3 separate regions of the Homo sapiens genome follow, and regions 1 and 2 are each linked to region 3. A link is a loop called in an ENCODE intact Hi-C map of the cell type or tissue named here. Cell type or tissue: heart left ventricle. All regions are shown on one strand.

Region 1 (5,000 bases), 61 kb after region 3:
TTAGGGACGTGGACCTCCGACAGGCTGGGAAGCCCAGTGCCCACCAGTGCCTGAGACCCTCTGGAAACCACGGCGGGCCGCCAATGGAGGGCAGATGGGACAACAAACTTCCCTCCCCTCTGTCTCTAATCGAATCTGGTCTAATCTAATCTAAATGAATCTGTCTCAATCCATTTCTGACCTACCGCATGCCCTACATTTCCAAAGTTACTATTTGCCTTGGGGAAATGGGTTGGTAATGCCTGTGTGTGTGCATGCGTGTGTGTGCACACACAGGTCGGGGCACGGCGCTCAGGCTGTTAAGGGGCAGGAGATAAAGCTCTGTCTTCTGCTGTCCCTGACTGGGCAGTAGCTTCCACTGAGCTCCATTTGTGTTGCTAAGAATCCAGGCTCCAGGAGCCCCCAGCTCGTGGTGGTGGTCATCTTTCTGGGGCCAGGATGTGAGAGATGGCATCCCACCCCAGGTACATAGCAGAGCCCAGGGATGGCCTGGACAGTCTTCCACCCCACGACCCCAGAGCAAGCCCCAAACATAGTGTTTTCCATTTCAGATTGGAGACTCGTTTCCTCCATCCTGCATGTTGCTGGATAAGAGAAATACTTTGCATTTAATAGGATGTGATGTATTAGAAAATTTGGATCAACTAGGGGTAATACCTTTGCATTTCCCCAAGTGCTTGGAGATGTCTTACCTCATTTTGTCTGCTCTTGGACTAAGTGTCTGCCATGGAAATAATTTTCAACTTCTGTTTCAAAATGGTGGACTGAACTTAAGCTCCTCCCTCTAGAAATTATTTTAAAAGGAAACTAAGTAAATACACAAACGTGATCAAAAACAAACATGAGAACCCTCAGGGCACCAGACATTGCAAGGAATCCCTGCCAAGAAGAGAGCAGGCAGGGTTGGACGTACAGCGGCACGCTGCAGGGGCTGAGGAAGAGTACTGGAGAGGCAGAGGCCCGCAGGCAGGGCGTGGATCCACCCAAGAGGGAGGCTTAGCAGCTGCCTCCGAGGATCCATCTGGGCGCCCCAGCGGTGGCAAGTGGGAGCTGATAAGGTGCTTTTCCCCCTACTTCGCCCAGGCAGCAGTGATAGGGGCATCTGACTCCTGCTGGGAACAGGGATCTCGCCTTAGGGACAGGACGGTGCCCAAGGGCATGATGGGGGCTAGGTGGAACGGTGTCTTAGGTTGGGCTGCTGTAACAAAGCGCCACAGGCTGGGTGGCTGAAAGCGCAGAAATGCATTTCCTTAGGGTTCTGGAGGCTGGGAGTCTGCGATGAAGGTGTAGGTGAGGCTGGTTCCTTCTGAGGCTGTGAGCAAGAATCTACCGTGCTCCTCTGCTGGCTTCTGGTGGTTTGCTGGCCATCTTCGGCATTCCTTGGCTTGCCTCACTCCAGTCTGCCTTCATCTTCACAGGGTGTTCCCTCTGTGTGTGCATCTGGTTCGGAATTTTCCTGTCTGTTGTCTAAGGATACTAGTGAGATTGGATCAGGGCCCCTACATACCCCAGCACGACCTCATTTTTTTGAGACAGGAGTCTTGCTCTGTCGCCAGGCTGGAGTGCAGTGGTGCGATCTTGGCTCACTGCAACCTCTGCCTCCTGGGTTCAAGCGATTCTCCTGCCTCAGCCTCCTGAGTAGCTGGGACTACAGGCGTGTGCCACCACGCCCGGCTAATTTTTGTATTTTTAGTACAGACGGGGTTTCACCATGTTGGCCAGGATGGTCTTGATCTCTTGACCTCATGATCCACCCACCTCGGCCTCCCAAAGTGCTGGGATTACAGGTGTGAGCCACCGTGCCCAGCCAGCATGACCTCATTTTAACTTAACTAATTCTATCTGTAACAACTCTATTTCTAAACAAAGTCACATTCTGCAGACCTGGGGGTTAGTACTTCAACATATGCATTTTAGGGGGACACAATGAACCCATAAGAAAGAGGGCTGCCCAAATTTAGAAAAGGAGCTGTAGAAGTGTCCCCACCGATGGTACTTCCTGCTCCTCCCTGTTCACTGCAAAGCTCCCACATCTGCCCCCAGGCAGGCCTCTCACACTGAAGCAGACCGAGTGATTGGACCTCCACTACCAAGATTGCTGGAATTAAGAATCACCGAGGCAGGGCGTGGTGGCTCACGCCTGTAATCCCAGCACTTTGGGAGGCTGAGGCGGGCAGATCACCTGAGGTCAGAAGTTCGATACCAGCCTGGCCAACATGGTGAAACCCCATCTCTACAGAAACACAAAAATTAGTCCAGTGCTTCTTAAATTGCAATATATGCATGTTGCCTGGGTCTTCAATGCTGGTTGTGATCCTGAGACTGCATTGCTCACAAGCGTGTGGGTGGTGCTGATGCAGAGTGTGGGTCTGTGGCCCACACTCTGAGTAGCCAGGCTCCAGCACAGTTTCTCAGCGCAACCTTCTAATGACAGGGCACTCTTCAGCGCCACCTATCCTATCATCCAGCGATGTGCTGAATTTCTCATTGCCAAGCTCTATTAATTCATTCTTTTTCATAACCTCTTATTCTTATTTCATGGATGCAACATTTTCTTTGTCTCTCAGGGAATAATAATTATTCCTACTTTTAAAGGTCTAATTTCTTTATTACTTTATTTCTCTGGGAGTGAGTTTTTCCTAAAGGGATAATGAGATGGAAAATGAAAAAACAAAGTTGAGACATGGAGATACCTTCTGAAACTCAAGCATTCCTCTACGTGGATGTGCCAGAGGGAAAGAACAGAACAAAGGAGGGTAGACACTATTTAAATAAAAATATATAAGAATATTACATAACAAACAAAAAAGCCCAAATCCTCAGGTTGAAAAGGAGGAGAAAATGTCAAGCAAGACAAAAACAGATGAGCAACCAAAAAAGTGACATAGCTGGTCACCTATATTGAAATTTCAGAACATGAGTGATAAAGGACTCCCAGAAAAAACAAAACCCAAACTAAAAACAGAAAAAAAGGAACTTTACCACAAAAACATGAGAATCAGATGACATCAGTCTCTCATTAAGAAAATTGCTATAGGGAATGGGGCAAGGCCTTCAAAGTGCAGGGATACAATAACGTCTCTGAGTATTGAACTTCATACTCAAAATCGATTTTGTATGATAGCACTGTAAGGGCAATTTAGGACATAGAAAGACCCAGGAAATCAATCACACATGCCTCTCTGAAAGAATTAATAGAGGGTTAATTCCAGCAATAAGAAAAATGAATCCAGGATTCCGTTTTTTCCAGTGTAATGTGAGTGTAAGAAAACTGAGGCTTAGCAAGGCTGAGTAAACTACCTGTGGTCACACAGCTCAAAAGTGGCAGGGCTGGGCCTCAAAGTCAGGTTTGTGTGCTTGTAAAGGCTTTAGAGCTTCTGCTGCATCAGCAGTTTCTTACCAGAAACATCTGTGGCCCTTGCCCTAAATTCAGATTCCAGAGCTATAAAATCAGCCTTCAGGGGTGGGTCCAGGCTTCTGCACTGTCGGGCTTCAGAGGAAGTTCTCAGCCAACCTGCCAGGTGCAGTCCGGGGAAGCCCTCTACCATGCTGAAAAGAGACTTAGGTGACTGAAGGACAGGAGCCTTGAGTGCTGGGGAGCCTAGGAGGAGGGCGTCCTCACGGGGTGGAGTGGGATGAACCAGAACAGAGACAGGAAGATAAACAGATCCAAATGTGCTGTGGACGGGACTCACTCCCACCTGTCCACGCTGCCGCGTCCTGCCAGCCCAGCTAGTAGTAGTTCTCCTTCTCCAGTCTTGACGGCATGTTTGCAAACTCTAGGACTCTGAGGTGTCCTTGCAGGGATTAAAACTCTGACTAGGTGTCTTAGTCGGCTTGGGCTGCCATCACAAAATACCATAGTCAGAATGGCTTCAACAACAGACATTTATTTTCTCACACTTCTGGAGGCTGGGAAGTTTGAAATCAGTGTGCCAGCAGGGGTGGGTTTGGTGAGGACTCTCTTCCTGGCTTGCAGACAACTGCTTTCTCGCTGTGTGCTCATATGGCATCTCTTCTCATAAGGACACTATTCCCATCATGAGGGCCATACCCGTATGACCCCATCTAACCCTCATTTCCTTCAAAGGCCTCATCTCCAAATACCATCACATTGGGGATTAGGGGCTTCAACATGTAAATTTGGCAGGGGTGGGGGGATGCTAATATTCAGTCCACAGCACTAAGCGTGCACACAGCAGGGATGGCGTCAGCTCAGTCATCACTGCAGCATTATGATGCTAATCGTATCTACAAAATCACCCAAACTTCTCCATCACCCTCTGCTTGTCCTTTGGGGCTGGCCCCATCTGGGTGACTGGTCTCCTGCTCTGCCTGTGCTCCCGTGCATATGCAAAGAGCAGAATTCTCTCGCATCCCCACACATGCACAGCCTTCCTTTAGTGCCGGCTTGGCTGTGCTGCCTGCCATCCACAGCATGCAGTGGCCCGGGGGGTCCCCAGGCCCAGCTCGGCCTGACCATGTGCATCGTCTATGGCTGCGCAGTCTCGTGGAGCCAGGGTGCTGAGGTACCCTGGCTGAAAACCTCTCGTCTGGGGCTCGGAATGCTTGTGGACTCCCTAGGGGACTCTGTTGGGGGCCCACTGGATATGAGCAGAAGCCAAACTAGTGGAGCATATCCCATCTTCATTTCCCAGTTTTGTTTGGCTTTGCGTGTGTGGGAAAATCATGCTGGTTACAATCTTGGGTTATTATTTGGAGACTCACGGCTGGGGGAGAATTTCATTTCTCAGTTGGCCCAAGCCCTGCTGGAGTTTATGAGCCTGGGACTAAACGCTGAATCAAAATTGAAGCAAGGAGCTTATTCTTGGCAAAAATACATTTTCCTCTTCCTTGAGAAAAAGAGTACTAAAATGACTTATAAGAGGTTAAAAAAAGAGCCTTGTGGATGTTAAAAATTCTTGCAAAAACATGTTTTTAATGATTTGAGTGTAAATTAATAAGAAACAAATGCATAGTATTTTCTTTCCTAGACTATG
Region 2 (5,000 bases), 140 kb after region 3:
TAATCAGTGTGATATATTGTATTAATAGAATGAAGGAAAAAAACCCCACATGCATCTCAATAGATACAGGAAAAAAGTATCAAAATTAAATACTTTCTCATGATAAAAACACTAAGCAAACTAGGAAGAGAAGAAAACTTCCTTAACATGATAAAAGACATTTATGAAAAAAACCACAGCTAATATTATACTCAAAGATTGAAAGCCCATATCAGGAGCAGGACAAGGCTGTCCCCTTTCACTGTTTCTACTCAACCTTGTACTGGAGGTCCTAGACAGAGCAGTTAGCAAGATGAAGAAAGAAAAGGCACTCAGATTGGAAAGAATGAAGTGAAACGATTTCCATTTGATGATGACATGATTTTATAGGTTGAAAATCACAAATAAATCACAAATAACTACTAGAGGCAATAAACACATTTAGGCAAGTTGTAGGATACGAGGTCAATACATGAAAGTAAGTTGTGATTTTATAAACCAGCAGTGAACAATACGAAAGGAAATTAAGAAAACAATTTCATTTACAATTTTATCCAAAATATACAATACCTGGGATTAAATTTAATCAATGATGTGAAAGACTTGTACAGTGAAAACTATAAAACATTGCTGAAAGAAATTTTAGAACACTGAATTAAATAGACAGCGCATGTTCATGGAGCAATTTGTTGATTCAGTGCAGTCTCTATCAAAATTCCAATGACTTATTTCGCACAAATGAAAAAAACAAGCCTTGAATATGGAATTGCAAGGGACCCCAGGTAGCCAAAAAAATGTTGAAAAAGTAAAACAAAAACAAAGTGAGAGGAGTCACACTTTCTGATTGCAAAACTTATTACAAAGTTACAGTAATCAAAACAAACCAAGATTAGACGTGGAGTGAGAGAGACCTAGTGTCTCATCCCTTTTATCATTGTTTTGAGGATCCTCACCCCATACCGACTGCTGGTTGTTGGATGGAGACACTGGTCTCCTACTGGGGAGATCCCTTTGCTGGTGCTTCTCTGCACAGGGTAGCTCTTTTGGGGTCATCTCCTATGCTCAGCATTACTTCCCAGAGACCCTCTAGGATGAGGTGCGTTTGGACCCAAAGCAGTGCTTCTCTGGTCCCTGCCACTGGCATTGACTCCAGGTCACCAGTAGGGCCTTTCCTTAGGATAATGTAGTACATAGGTCCTAACAGGTGACCCTCACTTCACTTCTCAGGAAGCAGAGGTGGGGGTCTGGTTCCACACCCTCCCCAAGGCAGGGGTCTTTGTGCAGGCTGACCTATCATCAGCCTGCAAACCAAGGGTTCTAAAAGGTCACAAAAGTGCCAGCTATGCCTCCATTCCTCACTGCTCTACCTTGCAATAAACAAAACAAAACAAAAAACAATGCTACTTAGAAGGGCAGAAAATCCAGCTTCTATAGATTAAAATAAACACAGAAACACCATTTGAATATAATTTTGCATATCTGTATATGTAGGAAAATACCTAAATACCAACAATAAAGTAGGATTATAGACACTTTCAAATTTTCCTTGTATTTTCCTGCATTTTCCAATTTTTCAGAGTTGAGACCTATCCTTCTGGTGAGATGAAAACTATGTTATGAACTGGTTGGGGAGTGCATTTTCCTCTTATAGGGCTTAGTGTGGGGCTGGGCATCTACCGAGAGCCTCTGATGAATTTTACATTCAATCTGTGAAGCACTAAAGGAGGATGCTTAGGGTCTAAGCAAGGAAAGGCCTCACCAAAAGAGAACAGAATGCCGAAGGGGTCCTCCTGCTGCCCCCCTTCCTGCCCCCACTCCTCCAAATTGTCCCAGCCTCCTGATGTGTGAGTGCTGGGCGCTGGGAAGGAGCTGCCTGCAGAGGCCTGGGTGCAGGTGGAGCTTTGTTTTCCTGGGCTGGGCCAGGTTGTCCTCAGTGTTTGCCCTGTGGGGCAGTATGGGAGTGGCACCCTCCCCCTGGCTTTCTTCACCCGCCAGCCTCCCTCTCACTTTCCCTGGCATCAGAACTGAGACTCTGCACACCCAGCTTTGCCCCTGTGGGTTCCTCTGCCTGATGCCCACTTTCCCATGAAGCTGCTTGGGTGCTGCCTGTCTTCTTTGAGAAACCACTCTGGGACACTCCAGGAGAAAGAGCACCTGCCCCCTCAGGATGGTCCCCAAGCTAGTCTGCTGCTTCTGTTCCCTGTCTGTGGGTTCTGAGAGGGCAGGACCTCATCTGTCCTGCTGCCTGATGAATCTCTGGGGTGTGCAGTGCCAGGGGGCTTCTAGGAGCCCTGCCCTGCAGGGTGGGGAAGGTTATGACCTGGATACCAGCAGGACCTCACACATCTGTCCCCTGGGGAATGGCACATTGGTCCCATCCGTAATGTAGCTCTAAGAAGATTCATGTCACCCCTACACTTGCAGGATGAAGTGCACATCCCTGGCAGGGCCTTCAGGCCCTCTGGACTGACCTTTCTCCTGCTCTGAGGCCCTGGCCTTCTCAGGATGCTCCTCACCCTCATGCTGAAACCACCTTTGCAAATGTATGATAGTAAGAAAAATCTGACATGGTGGACTCCATCTTGCTTCTATGTCTTTGCTCATTCCTTGGTGGGTGTGGGCCAAGCTAACTTTGTGAGAATTTGATTTATAGTTTATTTTTTTATTTTTATTTTTTTTGATTTATAGTTTAAATGATAATAACCCTTCTCCCAAACTGTTCTTGTAAAACTAATGAAAATCCATCAAGTTAGGAGGATGAGAGGGGCTTGAATTTTCAATAATTACCAGTTCATTATTCTGGAGGTCATAAGACTTGCAACTTCCCCAATTATTCTTGCAGATAACATCACTATTGTAGAACCAAATGTTATGGGCTCTTCGGGATGTCACTTTTCTGGCTGGAAACCTCTGTAGCTGGAGATGCCTTTGCCCAAGTTTTGCTCAGGCCTGCTGGGCTCATTCCACCCACTTGGCCTAGCAGGCTGTGCTTGGCTCATGCTGCCAGCCTGGATCCCATGCCTGCCAAGGGCAAGCCAGGCATGGAGCAATAAGGGGTGTGTAAGTGAGTGAGCCTGGAGTCCAGCCACCATGCCCAGTCAGGCACACTGGCTGCTGCAGCAGGGTAGGCAGCTCCGGGTGCAGGCATGGGCACTGGCTCTCTGTGAGGTTGTGGCTGGACCAGGCACACCACAAGCAGCTTCCACGGCTGCCACTGGGGAACACAGTAGCACCTGGAAGCTTGGAGAATCCAGGAACTACAGGGCTCCAAAGAGGGAGTCACAGCCCTACTTCCAGGAACTCCTAGTCTGGGCTCCCCAAAGGGCTGCAGCTCTTCTCACCTTCTCACCTGCAATGTGGTGAGCAAGAGGCATGTTTTAGCCCTGTTTATGTTACAACTCTTTTAGACCTACCATTCAGCAGGTCCCAAGTTCTTGTCCTGTGTCCAGGAAGAAGGAGGCAAGCAGACTCCTAGAGTGAGTAGCTCCTCTCTGCAGATGGTTGTCTCAATGTCTGCTCAGCTCTGGCTGAGCCTGGGGCTTTTATGGGCTTCAAAAGGGAGAAAGTCCACGCCAGTTGGTCTGTGGTCAGCTGTTGGTAGCCATGGGCGGGCCCAGGAAAGACACCACAAGTTCCCACTCTGGTCCATGGGACTGGCAGCCCAGCCCCCAGTCTTCAGGCCCTCCCTGGCCTGAAGGTGGGGCCTCACTGGGAACCCTTCCCCATCCACCCAGGAGCCTCTCTGCCTCCTGCTGCCATTCATAGTGCCCAGGCTATTCATGCCAGGGGTGCCTGTAGGCCATCGCCGAGCTGCCTTCAGCCAACCCTTAACTTCCCTCCCATGCTTCTTGGCACCCAAAGTCCAGAGAGGGCCAAGCCAGCAGGGGGTTGGTGTGTCAGCACTGCCCTGAGTGTGCGCACACCCAGCTGGGCTATATCAGTGCCTGGGCTTGGCCCCAACCCCACTTGAAGATTGGAGTGGGAGCCAGGAGTCAGGAGAGGCCAGGCAGTGGGAGCAGACAACTCAGCCTTCAGGGGCAGGAGGGGGCCTTCTCGGGACCCTGAGAGTGCAAAGATGCCTGGCTCTGCAGCTGTGGCAAAGGCAGGGCTCCTGTCTGCTCCCGGTCCCTCCAAGAGCACAGGGAGGCCTGGTTTCGCAGCCACAACTTGGGCAGCTGTAGCTGCACCCGGGGAGCTCCCGCCCCACCAACTTGTAAGGGGCAGGGCTCCCACTTATCCCTGGCTCCTACTGGCTCTGTGGAGTGTGCAGTCCCAGCTGTGCCTCCCTGCTGGAACCAGCATGATGGCAGTGGCCTCTCCAGATGAGCCGCTGCTGCTGTCACTAAGTTTGGCCGTTTGAGATGTCTTTTTAGGTTTTCACATTTCTGATGACTGTGACTGGACCTGCAAGCCAGTCCTGTGGCCCCACCCAGCAGCCGACTCAGCACAAGAGGACAGCTTCCATTCCCTATGATTTCATCTCCGACCCAACCAATCAGCATGCCTCCTACCTTAGTCCCCTGCCCACTAAACTATCTTTGGAAAACCTCTAACCTTCAGGGAGATTGATTTGAGTAATAACTTTGTCTCCTCAATGGCGTGGCTGGCCTCACATCAACTAAATTCTTTCTTTACTGCAATATCATGGTCTTAGTGTGTTGATTTTGTTTGTGTAGCAGGCAGGAAGAACCCATTGGCTGATTACAACACTAGCAGCATTTTTGGCCTGGAGTGTCCTCTTCTGTTGCTCAGCTGACACAAGTCATTCAGGCCTCAGGCCAGGCCTGAACATCTCCTACCCTGGGACACCTTCACAGCCTGCCTGGCCAGGAGGGCCTACTGGAGCTCACCTGTACCTGGTGCTAACCCTGTGGACAGTCATAGGCTGATGGCCAAGCGATGCCTGAGAGCACATCTGCACTCTGCCTGAGGGAGGCCTGGCTGGGAGAGGACAGGCCAGTAGTGCCTGAGGAGTGGGTGACTTCCCATTGACCATGTTCCTGGGGCATAGCAGCTCATTC
Region 3 (5,000 bases):
GACACAATGATGGCTTTATGGAGCAGGCCCTGCCCGCCCCTGTGGCACTGTGGGGAGGGGGCTCACCTGTCCCTAGGCCAGGGCTCAGCACGGCAGCGGTAAACCTGGCTGGCCTTGACACTTCCTGGAATCTCTCAGTGACCACGTTTCTTTTTGCACCAAATAGCTATGGTTCTTGCTGTTCGTTTCTCTCCCTGCCCTCCTTTAAGAAGGAGAGTTCGTGGGAATTAGACACTCAGGGTTGGGGGAGGGTAACCTTGGCTCCTGGTGGGAGGAGTCTGCGTCCTTCTCTGGGCCCAGGGCCTATGGGGCAGCAACAGCATCTCCTCTATTCTCAGAGCATCCAGGGACAGGGTCACACCATGGGTGTGTGGTACACCAGGTCGTCCACCTGGCTGAAGGCCTGGGCTGGTGACAAGTGCTGTGGTGCTGTTCAGGCCAGCAGAAAAGAGGGAGGCACATTTCTGTCAGCAGACGGGATGGGGTATGGCTCACACCTGCTGGGCTGGAGGCTGTGCTCCACCCAGGGCCTCAGGCTGTGTCTTTGACAACAATAATCACCCTATGGGCAAGGTCTGCGTGCTGAGCCCTTGTCAGTCACATCTCTTATAATCCAACAGCAGCTCTGTGGGCCTCTCCTTACAGATGGGGAGGCTGAGCCCCAGGGACATGAGGCCACTTGCCAAGGTCACAGAGCCAGTGGGTGCTCAGCTGAGGCCGCGAGGCTGGGAGAGGCACCCCTCAGGTAAGGGGGCTGGAGAAGGGAGTCCACACCAATGCCACCCACGTCTATACCGTCGTGACTGCCATGCAGTCTTGACCAGCCTTGGGCCGGGTGAGGGCCTCCTGGTACGTGTTTTGCCCTTGACTTTGGCTTTTGGGTGACTGGGGTTGGGACACTCCTCCTACCCTCAGGCTGGTCCCTGGAGGGACCACCTGGGCTGGGGGCCAAGGAGGAAGGTCTCAGCCTCAGTTGTAGGAAAACAAAGTTAAACATTATCATTAGGAGTAAAGGTGCTATGTTCACACCCCAGCTCTGTCTAACCAGCTGTGTGGCCTTCACCAAGTTACTTAACCTCTCTGAGCCTTGGTTTCCTCATCTGTAAAGTGAGGATAATAATGGGACCTACTTCATAGGGTCATGGTAAGCAATAAGCAAGCAAACGCTTATTCCACAGCCCTGTCTACGCCAAGGGCTAGGTATTCCTACTGTCGATTTGTGGGAAGCACCCTATCAGCATCCGCATATTCAAAACCAGCTACTCGGCTTCTCCTGTGTGCCAGGCCCTCCTGTGCGCTGGCCTCCTCTGTGCATGATTGTATTCAGTGCTCTCGGCTGCCCTATGGGCATAATTCCCTCATTTCTCAGGTCAGGGAGCTGAGGCTGAGCAGAGGATAGTGACTTGGCCAAGGGGACAGTGTCCCCTCCCTGGTGAGAGCCTTGGTTGAGGGTCCTCTCCACCTTCCCATTTCCCGACTCCCAGCCCTTGGAGAAACCCAAGTCCTGGGCTCCTGGGCAGAGCCTAGCCCCCAGCCCCCAGCCCGGCCTGGACCACGTCCTCCTGCCGGGTGGGGTTGTAAGGTGCCCTGCTGCTGGGCTGTTCCTCCTGTCCTAGGGTCTTGACGCGCTTACCTTCCTCTTCCATCTTTCCACGCCCTCCTTTGACTCTATCTCTGGTGCCATTTCCAGGGTTTGTAGCTGAGCTTAGAAGAGGGGAGCTGGAGAAATGGGTCTATACCTCCTTGTCCAGACCAGAACTCAATCATAGCTTTTTCTTTTTATCTGCTCCCATCTTCTTGAGAGCCCATCCCACTGTGTGGCAGAGAAAACCTGTATTACTTCCATCCTGTAATCCCAGTCTGATCCAATAATTGTTAGGCTCTATTTGATTTCTTGACTTTTGTTTACGAAGAGTTTAAATTCACACAGAAGTAGAGAGGGTAGCACAGTGAGCCAATTCCTGCCCTTACCCGGAGTCTCCGGCTTCCACGGCTGGCAGCACGTGCCTGTCCCTGCTGCAGCCTGCCCTCTCCAGCGGAGCACCAAAAGCCAACCCAGGACAACACAGGCTTTCCCTGCTAGTGCTGCCCTCTGCTTTCTAGCTTCAGGTCACCCTCGGGCCCTGTCTCAAGGCTGCTTGGTCCCTACTCACACACCCCAAGAGAATGTGTGGTCTTCCGAGATCTGAATTCTTTGGGAGTCCCAGAGGGCCCCAAAGCAAGAGCAAAGGGCGAGGTTCATAGGCAGCGGCTGGCCCCGGTGTGAGCTGGCCACTGTCCAGCTAGGGAGGCTGATGGAGCCTGCTTGGCGTGCCATGGGCACAGGCACCAGGCCTGCAGCTGGCAGGACTCTGGGCCTTACCACAACCCCCAGACCTGGCTGTCATGGGAAAAGCCCAGCCCCGGTGGGCCATGGGGGGGCCAGCCTGCCCCTGCCCATACCTCAGTCAAGCTCTGCATCCCCATTTGAGGCATAAGAAGCCTCTGGGCTCTATTTCTGCCACAGAGAAACCCAGGAAGGACAAACTCAGCCCCTCTGCTCCACCGTGTCTATCCTGCTGGGCCTGCCCTGCAGAGCAGCCTATACCCAGAGGCTCCTAAGGGCAGACAGAGCCCCTCACAGACACCTCTGTATTCCAGGACATCTACTCCTATCTTGAAATATTAAGAGATAAAAGATTTACAAAATCCTCATCTCAACAAAGTCTGCCTTTCAAGCCCGTGGGCCAGGTGCAAACTCAGAAAGCCTGGTTTTGGAATTCTAAAGCCGAGTTTTCATTCTTGAGAGTCCAGGCCGCCTGAGGCAAAAAGATGCCTCCTGCAGAAGAGGGAGGTGGCAGGACCAGGAGATGCAAATGAGATGGGTGTATTCACATATTTCAAACAATGTGATCAAGTTGTACAGAACTGAACACACACACACCAATGAGAGCAGGCAGAACTGGGGAAATCTGAACAAGGTTGCTGCTGTCCCCGTGTTATAGCCTGCTTGAAATACTGTGCTGTATTTCCACAGGATGTTAGCCACTTGCCACTGGGGGAGACTGGTGAAGGAACTCAACTGCGTGCAAACCCACAGTTATAATAAAAAGTTTAACGTGAAGAAAAGCACATCTGACCAGGTGCAGTGGCTCCCGCCTGTAATCCCAGCACTTTGGGAGGCCGAGGCGGGCGGATTACCTGAGGTTGGGAGTTTGAGACCAGCCTGACCAACATAGAGAAACCCCGTCTCTACTAAAAATGCAAAATCAGCTGGGCATGGTGGCACATGCCTGTAATCTCAGCTACTTGGGAGGCTGAGGCAGGAGAATCGCTTGAACCCGGGAGGTGGAGGTTGTGGTGAGCCGAGATTGCGCCATTGCACTCCAGCCTGGGCAACAAGAGTGAAACTCTGTCTCAAAAAAAAAAAAAAGAAAGAAAGAAAAGTACATCTGCGTCTGGAGGGAGTGGGCATCACGGTGCCAGTCTCCTGGCCCTGTGAGGCCTACAGGGTGCACCGTGTGGGCCCTGCCCACCTGCCGTCTGATCAGTACTCATCAAAGGTGGGTATGAATGATGGAAGAGCAGTCCTGTCCAGGCACCTGCTCTGTTCGCCCGAGACTCCCTGTGACTGCAGCCCAGTGCTGGCCTGCGCCTCCCAGCCTTGGCCTGTGGGGCCTGGTCTGGCTTGCTGCCCTGGCTGGGACTGCCAATGAGAGGGGCAGTCCTGCTCCCAGGTTCAGGCAAGTGGCACAGGCCCAGTCCAAGCACCCTCCGACCATCCTCCGCCATCTCTAGCCCTCTGGTTTTTGTGCCCCTTTTACCAGGATTTTACTTCCCCAGCAGGGCTAGGCCCTGGGCAAAGAGAATCAGATGGATAACTTTGAAATGCTGGCTCCAGGGCCAGCCAGAGTCTGTAGGGGGCCTCTTGTAGGGGGCCTGGGCACCAAGTTTGAAATGCTTGTGAGTGATTGTGACATGGAGCTAGGGCTGAGAACACCCATTCCACCTGCCCACCTGTCCCTGGAACAGGGGTGGTGGCTTGGGCCTGGCTCTATGCTGGGCTGGAATCTGTAGGAGCTAGTGGGCAAGCCTCCTTCCAGGAGCTAGGCTCAGGGGAGGAGAGTGGCCGTTTTATTCCTGCCCTGCAGCCACGTCACCCGCCCCCTTCAGATGCACCCATTTCCCACTGTAGCACCTGGGCCTGGGCTGGGGCAGAGTGGAATAGCAAGCTGAAGCGTATTCAGTTTCTGAAATTTTTAACAGGTGGATTTTTTTTTTTTGTAATTATCAACTCTGGAAAACATTTAAACTGTAGGGAAGTAGAAAACTGTTGTAAGGAAAAAATGCCATTCATCTATACTTTAATTATTTAGAATGAACTCCTAATGATGTTTTTATTTCTTTCTGGTCTTTTTTCTTTTGCATGTTCATGTAGCAGTTGAGAGCACACCACATGCATGGTGTTGAATCTTGCTTTATTTCGCTTAATATTTTATCCCAAGCATTTTCGTAAATTGCTAAGAATAACTTCATAAACATAATATTTGACTACTCAATATTTCCAATTTTGGACATACCATAATTTACTTCACTGTTTCCTTAGTGTTGGGCCTTTACACTTCTTTGGTATTTCACTTTTTTGTTTCTGATTGTTCATTTTTTTCTCATTTAAAAGAATGCTGTAAGGAACACTCTTATGCACAAATTGTTGTCTGCATTTCAGGCTTTTTTGGATACTTTATTAAAGGAGCATTTGCTGGACCAAATGGGGGCTGGGGGGAGGAATCATTTGAAGAGCCTTAATTCTTAGTGCCAAGCTCCTTTCCAGGATGGTTCAAGTTTGGCCTCCCATAAGCAGTAAATGGCAGTGCCGCCTCACCCCCTTACAGCATAGACTATTGTCATTTCTTAAAATCTTTCTGAATTTGAAAAGAGCAAAAAATTTATTTATTTATTTATTTTGAAATGCAGTCTTGCTCTGTCGCCCTGGCTAGAGTGCAGTGGTGCCATCTTGGCTC

Evidence for each region. Hi-C counts contacts between places; a loop is a spot of excess contacts. Peaks named below come from ENCODE experiments on the same cell type or tissue, not always from the same donor. Only the 100,000 strongest peaks of a DNase experiment are listed, where the experiment ranks them.
Region 1: a loop joins it to region 3, with 2.2 times the contacts of the local background. A loop is called at or near these places in 10 of 110 quality-filtered maps.
Region 2: a loop joins it to region 3, with 6 times the contacts of the local background. A loop is called at or near these places in 15 of 110 quality-filtered maps.

What each region holds. Positions count from the first base shown.
Region 1 is chr2:128,385,210-128,390,209 of GRCh38, forward strand. No RefSeq gene overlaps it. Among named protein-coding and RNA genes, the nearest start is that of HS6ST1, 69 kb to the left of the region's middle. RefSeq lists enhancers at 1-479, 3,796-4,453. In heart left ventricle, no CTCF peak of the experiment used is centred here; no DNase peak of the experiment used is centred here.
Region 2 is chr2:128,463,501-128,468,500 of GRCh38, forward strand. All of the region lies in intron 1 of LOC105373611 (a long non-coding RNA gene), which reads left to right. Among named protein-coding and RNA genes, the nearest start is that of HS6ST1, 150 kb to the left of the region's middle. In heart left ventricle, no CTCF peak of the experiment used is centred here; DNase peaks (open chromatin) are centred at 3,051 and 3,921; H3K27ac peaks cover 1,946 bases.
Region 3 is chr2:128,323,717-128,328,716 of GRCh38, forward strand. No RefSeq gene overlaps it. Among named protein-coding and RNA genes, the nearest start is that of HS6ST1, 7.3 kb to the left of the region's middle. RefSeq lists an enhancer at 1-119. In heart left ventricle, a CTCF peak has its summit at 2,095; DNase peaks (open chromatin) are centred at 2,102 and 2,333; H3K27ac peaks cover 976 bases.